3 separate regions of the Homo sapiens genome follow, and regions 1 and 3 are each linked to region 2. A link is a contact called in ENCODE Hi-C or POLR2A ChIA-PET data. All regions are on one chromosome and are shown on one strand. The core of a region is the stretch at or near the end of the contact, and the rest is flanking DNA. Distances in the headings are between cores, read along the strand shown. Region 1 holds the start of ARFGAP3 (ARF GTPase activating protein 3). Region 2 holds the start of NAGA (alpha-N-acetylgalactosaminidase). Region 3 holds the start of PHF5A (PHD finger protein 5A).

Evidence for each region. Hi-C counts contacts between places; a loop is a spot of excess contacts on that map. ChIA-PET counts read pairs that join two places held with the same protein, here RNA polymerase II (POLR2A). Pooled maps may share reads with other maps.
Region 1: a pooled map shows a loop between it and region 2 (5-fold over the local background). The contact joins the promoter of ARFGAP3 here to the promoter of NAGA in region 2. A Hi-C loop is called at or near these places in 1 of 168 maps with a recorded cell type or tissue (naive thymus-derived CD4-positive, alpha-beta T cell), 1 of 37 single-sample maps with no recorded cell type and 8 of 50 pooled maps. POLR2A ChIA-PET finds 5 or more read pairs at or near these places in 1 of 52 experiments (CD4-positive, alpha-beta T cell).
Region 3: a loop to region 2 is called in a pooled map, with 7 times the contacts of the local background. The contact joins the promoter of PHF5A here to the promoter of NAGA in region 2. A Hi-C loop is called at or near these places in 5 of 50 pooled maps. POLR2A ChIA-PET finds 5 or more read pairs at or near these places in 2 of 52 experiments (BJ and naive thymus-derived CD8-positive, alpha-beta T cell).

Annotation. Positions count from the first base shown.
Region 1 is chr22:42,856,023-42,858,722 of GRCh38, reverse strand. It overlaps ARFGAP3 (ARF GTPase activating protein 3), which reads left to right and starts at 1,450. Exons shown (of 16, transcript NM_014570.5): 1 at 1,450-1,609. The coding sequence starts at 1,541. RefSeq lists a silencer at 1,175-1,924 and an enhancer at 1,447-2,291.
Region 2 is chr22:42,069,482-42,072,181 of GRCh38, reverse strand. NAGA (alpha-N-acetylgalactosaminidase) reads left to right here and starts at 1,370. Exons shown (of 9, transcript NM_000262.3): 1 at 1,370-1,900. The coding sequence starts at 1,885. RefSeq lists an enhancer at 1,060-1,109 and a silencer at 1,290-1,589.
Region 3 is chr22:41,467,325-41,470,024 of GRCh38, reverse strand. It overlaps PHF5A (PHD finger protein 5A), which reads left to right and starts at 1,333. Exons shown (of 4, transcript NM_032758.4): 1 at 1,333-1,423; 2 at 1,878-1,901; 3 at 2,411-2,577. The coding sequence starts at 1,372. ACO2 (aconitase 2) reads right to left here and starts at 908. Exons shown (of 18, transcript NM_001098.3): 1 at 843-908. The coding sequence starts at 878. RefSeq lists enhancers at 241-802, 803-1,364, 934-1,603.

The DNA.
Region 1 (2,700 bases), core at 201-2,700, 790 kb before region 2:
AATAAACCATGGTTTATTTTATTTTACTTTTTGAGACAGGGTCTTGGTCTGTCGCCCATGCTGGAGTGCAGTGGTGCGATCTTGGCTCACTGCAGCCTCGACCTCCTGGACTAAAGCGATCCTCCCACCTCAGCCTCCCAAGTAGCTAGGACTACAGGCCCATGCCAGCATGCCCGGCTAATTTTTGCATTTTTTTATAGAGACGGGGTTTCACCATATTATCCAGTCTGGTCTTGAACTCCTGAGCTCAAGTGATCCTCCCGCCTCAGCCTCCCAAAGTGCTGGGATCACAGGCATGAGCCCCTGAGACTGCAAATAAACCATGCTTTAGAGAAGGTAAGTGTCTTGACCAAGGCCACAGAGCTAGGAAGCAGCTGGCTGAACTGGGATTGAGGCCAAGGTAGTGCCTTTGATGCCAAAACCTGCTGTCCTTCCTCACTATCACCCAACCTCTTTCCAGTGGCTCCACACCCATTGTGGTGACAGAGGCACCTTCTGCTGAGTGTAAACTCTTCTGGCTGGAATTGTTTCCCAGAGGGTAGGGTGCAGCCCCGAGGGCCGGGGTTAAAAGTCAAGCTTCTCATCTGGACTCATCAGTTCTGACTGAGCACTTCTGCCTCAACCCGCACTGCCATCTCTCCATGAACGTGACACAAAAGCCCTTGGTTTCAGAAAGCCAGTTTCCGGGCAAAGAAAGCTTTCCACCCAGGGCCTGGCGTGAGCTGAGGGCAAGAATTAAAAAGAGTCGGGCGCGGCGGCTCACGTCTGTAATCCCAGCAATTTGGAAGGCCGAAGTGGGTGGATCACCTGAAGTCAGGAGTTCGAGACCAGCCTGGGCAACATGGTGAAACCCTGGTCTCTACTAAAAATACAAAAATTAGCCGGGCGTGGTGATGTACGCCTGTAATCCCACCTACTCGGGAGGCTGAGGCAGGAGAATCGCTTGAACCAGGGAGGTTGCAAGGAGCCGCAATCGCGCCATTACACTCCAGCCTGGGGGACAGAGCGAGGCTCCGTCTCAAAAAAAAAAAAAAAAAAAGGGAAGGCCACCAGCTAAGGTCCGGCGTCAAGGCACGGGCCCTCCGTCCGTCTCGTGCCGAAGGAGGGCGCGTGCGCCCCTTCCCCTGCCTCTGACCTTTCCATGGAAGCAGCCCGTTAGGCGAAATGGCGATCGACCAGGCGAAACGTTGGTGGATCCTATGGCAGCGCGCGTGGCAGGCAGCCACACCCGGGCCCGGCTTCGCCCAGCGCTAAGGGCGTGGAGCCGCGCCGCAAATGGCGCGCGAGCCTCCTGCGCACGCGCGTGCAGCGCCTGGGGTCGGGCCAGCGGCGCGGCTGAAGCGAGGGCGGGGAGGGAAAGCGAGCGGCGCCTGCGCCCCGGCGGTGGACGGGCCCGGTCGTGGGCGGGGATTGGGGCGGAGCCTGACCGTTACGCGCAGCCCCGCCCCCGCGGCCTCGTCGCTCCTGCTGAGGCGGTAGCCGCTTTTCGTCGACTCTTACCGGTTGGCTGGGCCAGCTGCGCCGCGGCTCACAGCTGACGATGGGGGACCCCAGCAAGCAGGACATCTTGACCATCTTCAAGCGCCTCCGCTCGGTGCCCACTAACAAGGTAGCGGCCGCGGGCGAGTGCGGGCCTGCCTGGCATCCCTGCGGGAACCGGCGGGAGGCCCCGCGGGCGCCAGTGCCCGTGGCTTGGGAGGCGGGGCCGGCGCGGCCTGTGACACGTCGCACTGTGGGGCCGCGGCAGCCTGGCCGGGCCGGGGCGGGCGGGGCCGGGCAGCTGAGAGGCCCGGGCGGGAGGCCGCAGCGCGGGGGTCCTCACGCGAGCCGGGGAGCGTTCCCGGGGGCGGCGGCGCGGGCACACCCCCCGGCGAGCTCTTGGGGCGGGGGGCGAGCACCGGCGGCTCTGAGCGGAGGCGGGGGCGGGGGCATCCTCGGGGGCGCTGCGAGGAGGGAGCTCCCGGCTCGGAAACCCCGGCTGCTGGCGCCGGATGCGGGGAAAGCGCGGCTCCCCCAGCGCCACCCTGGAGCTCGACCCCGCCTGTTGGAGCCGGCTTGGCTCCTCGGGCCTTGCGGTGCCTGCCTCAGTTTCTCTTCTGATAAAGTTGCCGAGTAGTCTACGCTTTGGCTTCCAGCTTTTGTCGCTTTGGCCAGGGAGGCTCACCACAGCCTCCTCCCTCTCCTCGGTTCTCTTTGGAGATGGAGGTTTCCTTTTTTTTTTTGTCTCCAGAGGCTGTTCTCTCCCTGGAACTTTTACAGCTTTGCGCAGCTGGCTGGAGGCGTTGGGGTGACGCAGGGGGCTAAGGTGACACGTCGGGTCGGAGAGGGACTTGGAGAGTGCAAAGGGCTGTCGCGTCAGCGTGGGCTCTCCCCGCCCCTCCTGTGACACGAGTGTTGTCTGGTTCCCACTGTCACTTCCCGAAGGGAACAGCTGTTATTGAACCTCGATATGCTGGCATAGAAAGTTCCCGAGTGTTACAAAATAGGTGTTTCTGTTGGTTTTAAGTCTTGATGGTACAGGGGAGCCCATATTTTTTCCAGCCTAGGTGAGGAAGGAAACAGTTTATTGGAGGTGATGTCTGATGGATGTGGGAAAGTTAAGAGAAAGGCTCCAGGAATTCTCCAGTGCCCGTTTCTTTACTGTTCTCTTGATTTTCACATTTTTATTTATTTATTTTTTTAGAGACAGGGTCTCACCCC
Region 2 (2,700 bases), core at 121-2,620:
TGTCTCAAAAGAAAAAAAAAAAGAAAAAAAAGTAACTACAAATATTACTGGAAACATCCCCCACCTTTCTGTGTCGGGCCTGGCCATAAAGGAATTCTCTGATCTACCTTGCCTGATACTAGGTCATAAGACTCTCATTCCAGAAGGGGTCCTGCCCTCCTCCCAGCAGGAGGGAATGCCACACAGAGAGAACAAGAAGAATCCGAATCTGAACAGACATTGCTGGGTTTCCACACTCAGCTATTAACATTAAATCATTCCCTTTTGTCTAATCGCGTTTATACACAGTTGTCCATTCCTTATTCCTTTTTTTTTTTTTCTGTTGCCCGGGCTGGAGTACAGTGACACAATCACAGCTCACTGCAACCTCGACCTCCTGGACTCAAGCAATCCTCCCACCTCAGCCTCCCGAGTAGCTGGGACCACAGGCACCTGCCTGGCTTTTTAATTTTTTGTAGAGACAGGGTCTCACTATGTTGCCCAGACTGTCCTTAAATGTCTGGCCTCAAGCGATCCCCCTGCCTCAGCCTTCCAAAGTGCTGGGATTACAGGCATGAGCCACCAGACCCGGCCAGGGCTGTCCATTCTTCATCAAACCGAGACATAAAAATAAAGATTTCCCTGAGTATTTGTGTCTTCATTCCTGAAGGCTCTCAAGTCACATAAAACATTGAGTAAATCAATCTATTATGCTTTTCTCTTGCTAACCTATATTTTATTTGTAGGAGTGTCCGCTGTGACCTTTGGGATGAGTAAGGGAAAATATCACACCTTTCTGCCCCTACAATGCCCAGAACAAAGCATTTGGCACTTAGCAGTTTCTCAATAAATACTTGATGAATGAATGAAGAAGGAAGTAGCCCAGTCTGTGCGAGTAGTCCCTGAGCGTCAGGCGGGGAAGGAGAGCCGGCTGCCTTTGCGGGAGCTGTGACCGCCTGCTTTGGTGCCTCCCACGCACCCTCCTTGTAGAGACGATTAATCCCAGACTTCCATTTTCCTAGCAGCTCACTAGGCGGGCCTTGCTTCAGAGCAGTCTCTCATTTCCTCTGCACAAAGCCCTCAACCGTCCTCTGCACGGCCGCTTACTGAGCGCCCACGGTGAGCCTGGCACGATCCTTGCCCTCTTGGTCCCCACAGAGGTGGAAGGACAGGCCTCGCGGGGTCCGGGCCACGAAGGACAGCCCCGAGTCCGTTCTGCCAATGCCTGCCTCGCTAGCACGCAGGGCGGGAGCCCAGTGGGGAAGGGCTTAGGGAGGCTGGGAGGCCGGACCCATATGGGCGGGGCACAGCGTTGCTAGGGGGGATTCTGATAGGTTGCGCGAAGGGTTGCCTTCGTGAGGCCCCGCCCTCACTGGAACGCTTCGGACTTATCAGGTTACCGGATTCGAGTCAGAAGCGGCGGCAGGTCTGAACGCTTCGGTAGGATAAGTGCGGTGGGAGGGGGCTCTGCGGTTTTGGGGAGCCCAGGGCGGGAACCCGGACCCGGCTGGAAGTCCGGAGCCTGGCCGCAGCCCCGCCCCTCCGCTCTTTCTTGGTGACCTTAAGCCAGTGGCTGCCTTTTTCTGAGCCCGGGCGGGGCCGAAGGCGGCCCGTAGGCCCTCGGGACTCCCAGCACTGCAGAGGGTGTGAGGTCTGACATCCAAGACACGTTGTTTCGTATTTCTGAAGGAAGAACTGAAGCTCCGGGAAGTGATGGCTGGGGATGGGGCGGGCAACTTGGGGACCGAGTGTACGATCCACGCCTAAGGTTGAGGGCGGCCGAGCTAGCCAGGCAGCCGTGACCCCAGTGCTTTTCAGACGTTTCTTAGCTTCCAGAGCCCAACACATACAGCTGATACACGCAGACCAGATCTGGTCAGGTCCTCGGAAGCTGAGTCCAGAGCGATGCTGCTGAAGACAGGTACCTACACCGGCTGGGGTGGCTTGGAAGGGTAGGGGTGAGTGCTACAAGGAGTGCTTTGGCCCTTCTTCCCTAATGTGGGTATGTGGAGAGACAGGTTCCTCTCTCTTTTACTTAGAGCTGGGCAGGAAGGGAGGAGATGCTTCCCCATACGGGAATCATTTCTCCTTCAAAGGGGCCCTTCCTTTCTCACTTCCTCTCCCTCAAGCACAGAGGCCCTAACTGATGGATATCAGCATGTGCGGAGAACCGCCTGTACAGTCCCTACAGTAACTCCATATTACAGATAAGGAAACTGAGGCCCGAGGGGGAAAGGTCTCACTTAGGTGAGCTGATTGGGTGCCCATCCTGGCTGGCTTACTTCTTAAGCCTCTCTGAGGCCTCTTGAGGGTCTGTGGTAGAGAGCAAAGAGCTCTGGACTGGGGCTCAGGAGACCTGGAGTCTGGCCAATGGTCCCGACTTAACGATTTTTCAACTTTACTGTGGTGTGAAAGCGACGCACATTCAGTAGAAACCACAGTACGTATACAACCTGTGTTTCAGTATTCAGTAAATTGCATGAAATATTCAACAATTTATTATAAAATAGGCTTTGTGTTAGATGATTTTGGCCAGCTGTAGGCTAATGTGCGTTGTCGCACTTTTTTTTTTTTTTTTTTTTTGAGACGGAGTCTCACTCTGTCACCCAGGCTGGAGTGGAGTAGAGTGGCGCGATCTCGGCTCACTGCAACCTCCATCTCCCAGGTTCAAGCAAGTCTCCTGCTCAGCCTCCTAAGTAGCTGGGATTACAGGCACTCACC
Region 3 (2,700 bases), core at 84-2,583, 600 kb after region 2:
AAAATATTCGTACTGCATTCTGACAAACAGAAATAATTGCACCGTGGTTCATAAAGTTCTGTGAGGGCAGGCTGACATAAACAAGAACTGAGTGGTGGTAGGGCCCATGCTTCTGCCACAGCACTTCGGTGACACTCTTGAGAATCAGAACTTTCACCTACTTTCTACCAGCTTTATCATCTATCAAATGAGAAAAACCACCTCATTCCTACGATTACAGGAATCAAATAATATTATGAAGAATTAAAACAGGCCTCAAATCTTGTGCAAAGGTGAGAGACTATTATTATATTATTTACTACGTATGGGCCCAGAAGACCGCCCCCCTCCCCGACATTCCACGTTCCGCAGGGTCCTCAAAAGGTGGTACAGGGTCCTAGTTTCTTCTCCAGACTCCAGGCCTGGCAACCGTAGATGCTGTCATGCCTCTGTTGCTAAGAGATGGGAAGTGAGGCCTCAGGAACTGGGCCTAGAAGACTCAACAACGACCGCGCCCCCTAGTCACCTTGTCCTCACCTTGAGGAATGGAAACACACCCCACGGGAGCAGGCAATGCTGTCCTCAAAAAGAAGAAAGAGGTGCCTCCGCTCTTCACCCGGCCGCCGCTGCTTGGGCCCACGCTTCTTGCGAGGCAGGGACAGGGCCAGGAAAGCTGACTGTGCCGGGGACGCCTTGACCTAGGGCACCAGAGAAGCGGGCACGGGTGCCGGGCCCACAACCGGGACAGGTACACGAGAAGTTGGCCCCAGGTTGGGCCCGCCTCGCCCTGCCTCGCCCACAGCCGCCGGCACAGTAGGAGGCACCCCGCCCCCGTGAACCCAGAGGTCCCTGAGCTCGCTCACCTGCAGCCGAGTCACCAGTAGGCTGTAGGGCGCCATTTTGTGCACTGACAAAGATGAGGTCGCATTAAAGTGACGTCCCACACGGCGCCTTTAAAGCCTTTGGGCAGGGGCGTGCCCGGAAGAGTGGGGCGTCACGGTGAAGGCGAGGCCTCCCTAGAGGCGCCAGAACCCTGTGAACGCAATGGGCGGAGCTCACGTGCAACGAACAGACACGCAAGAGGAAATCGGACTGCCCAAAGACACTTGCAGAAATAGATACCAAGCACAAAGATGTTTTACCCAAGAACAAATTTTAGTTATCTCCGCCATCCAAATCTGGGAGAGTTTTTAAGAGTTTCATGCACCTGCCAGGACCTGGCCGCCCAGCAGCGACAAAAACTCGCGCGAGAGCAAGACGGGCCTGGTGCAAGGATTGTAAACTGACGGAAGCTTAGAGAACCAATCACAGCGACGTGGAGGCAGGAACAATGGGGGTTAAAGGTCGGACGGAAGTTCCCGAAGCTTCCGGTGGCCGGCTTAGTTAGGAGCTATGGCTAAACATCATCCTGATTTGATCTTTTGCCGCAAGCAGGCTGGTGTTGGTGAGACTGCGCCCTACCCCTGGCTGTCTGGGCAGGGGTGGTATTAGGAGCTGGGGGGTCGGGGGTTCCCGTCTCTTCCTTAGGGGCTTGCCTCGCAGGCGCCACGTTTCCCGCCTCTCAGGCGCGGGGTGTTGTAGGAGCGCGCAGGTTTGTGGCCTCTGATGAGAAGAGGGCGGGGGTGCGCGTGCTGGGAGCCCCAGGCAGGTATCGGGGGGTGGGGTCTGAACCAGGTCCAGAGAAACTCTGAGCTTGCCCAGGGCGTTGGAGGAGATTCAGGAGGGTGCTTGGATGTAGGTTTGGTTCATATGGAAATTTGTAATGATAAAATGGCTATCCGCAGGTCTCACTCACTGCAGTCCTTACTCATGTCCCTACCCCCAGCTCGAGGATGTACTTCTCCTCTTTCTCAAAACCTTTATTCTAATTGTACTTTTTACCATCTTTCATCTTGCAGCCATCGGAAGACTGTGTGAAAAATGTGAGTGGAACACACCGTCCCAACAACCCACCCTTCCCACTCCCAGTTTTCTGTGGAACCAGCAAAAGTGCCACAAAGAGGGCTTTGAGTAGATGTGCCTGGAAGTATGTGAACACTGAATGCTGCACTTTAGCCAAAGGCCCCTCTAACTCCCCACTGCCGCTTGCACATTTAACGCTGTATCTCTCTAGTTTTCAACGGGAAGAATCGCCAGAGTAGCATGACCCCTCCCCAACACACAGCACTTTGCCAGCAATTATACAGGCTTATCATCTCCGAGGTGCTTTTCTAAGCTCTTCACATATGTTAATTGGTAAACTTTTGTATGTGTTGAGGGGCTTGAGATGGACACTGGGGAAACCAAGTTTTGTGATGCCAAGAGGAGGGCCCTAAAGTCACTGTCAAAAGGAGACTAGTGTATTTCCCAGGAGACTAGTATATTTCCCCATGGCAGGAGATAGCAGAGGACTGAAGAACTTGTGAGCATGACTCCATTCTCTTCCTTACAGGTGATGGCAAGTGTGTGATTTGTGACTCCTATGTGCGTCCCTGCACTCTGGTGCGCATATGTGATGAGTGTAACTATGGATCTTACCAGGGGCGCTGTGTGATCTGTGGAGGACCTGGGGTCTCTGATGCCTATTATTGTAAGGAGTGCACCATCCAGGAGAAGGACGTAAGTGTACAGCTTTCCATCTGACCTTTCCTCCTTTTGTTTAGTAACACTTTGCCATCCACTGCAATCTCCTATGGTCTATGGAGATTACTGTGTTCATCTAGTCATCTAGGTTATAATTTC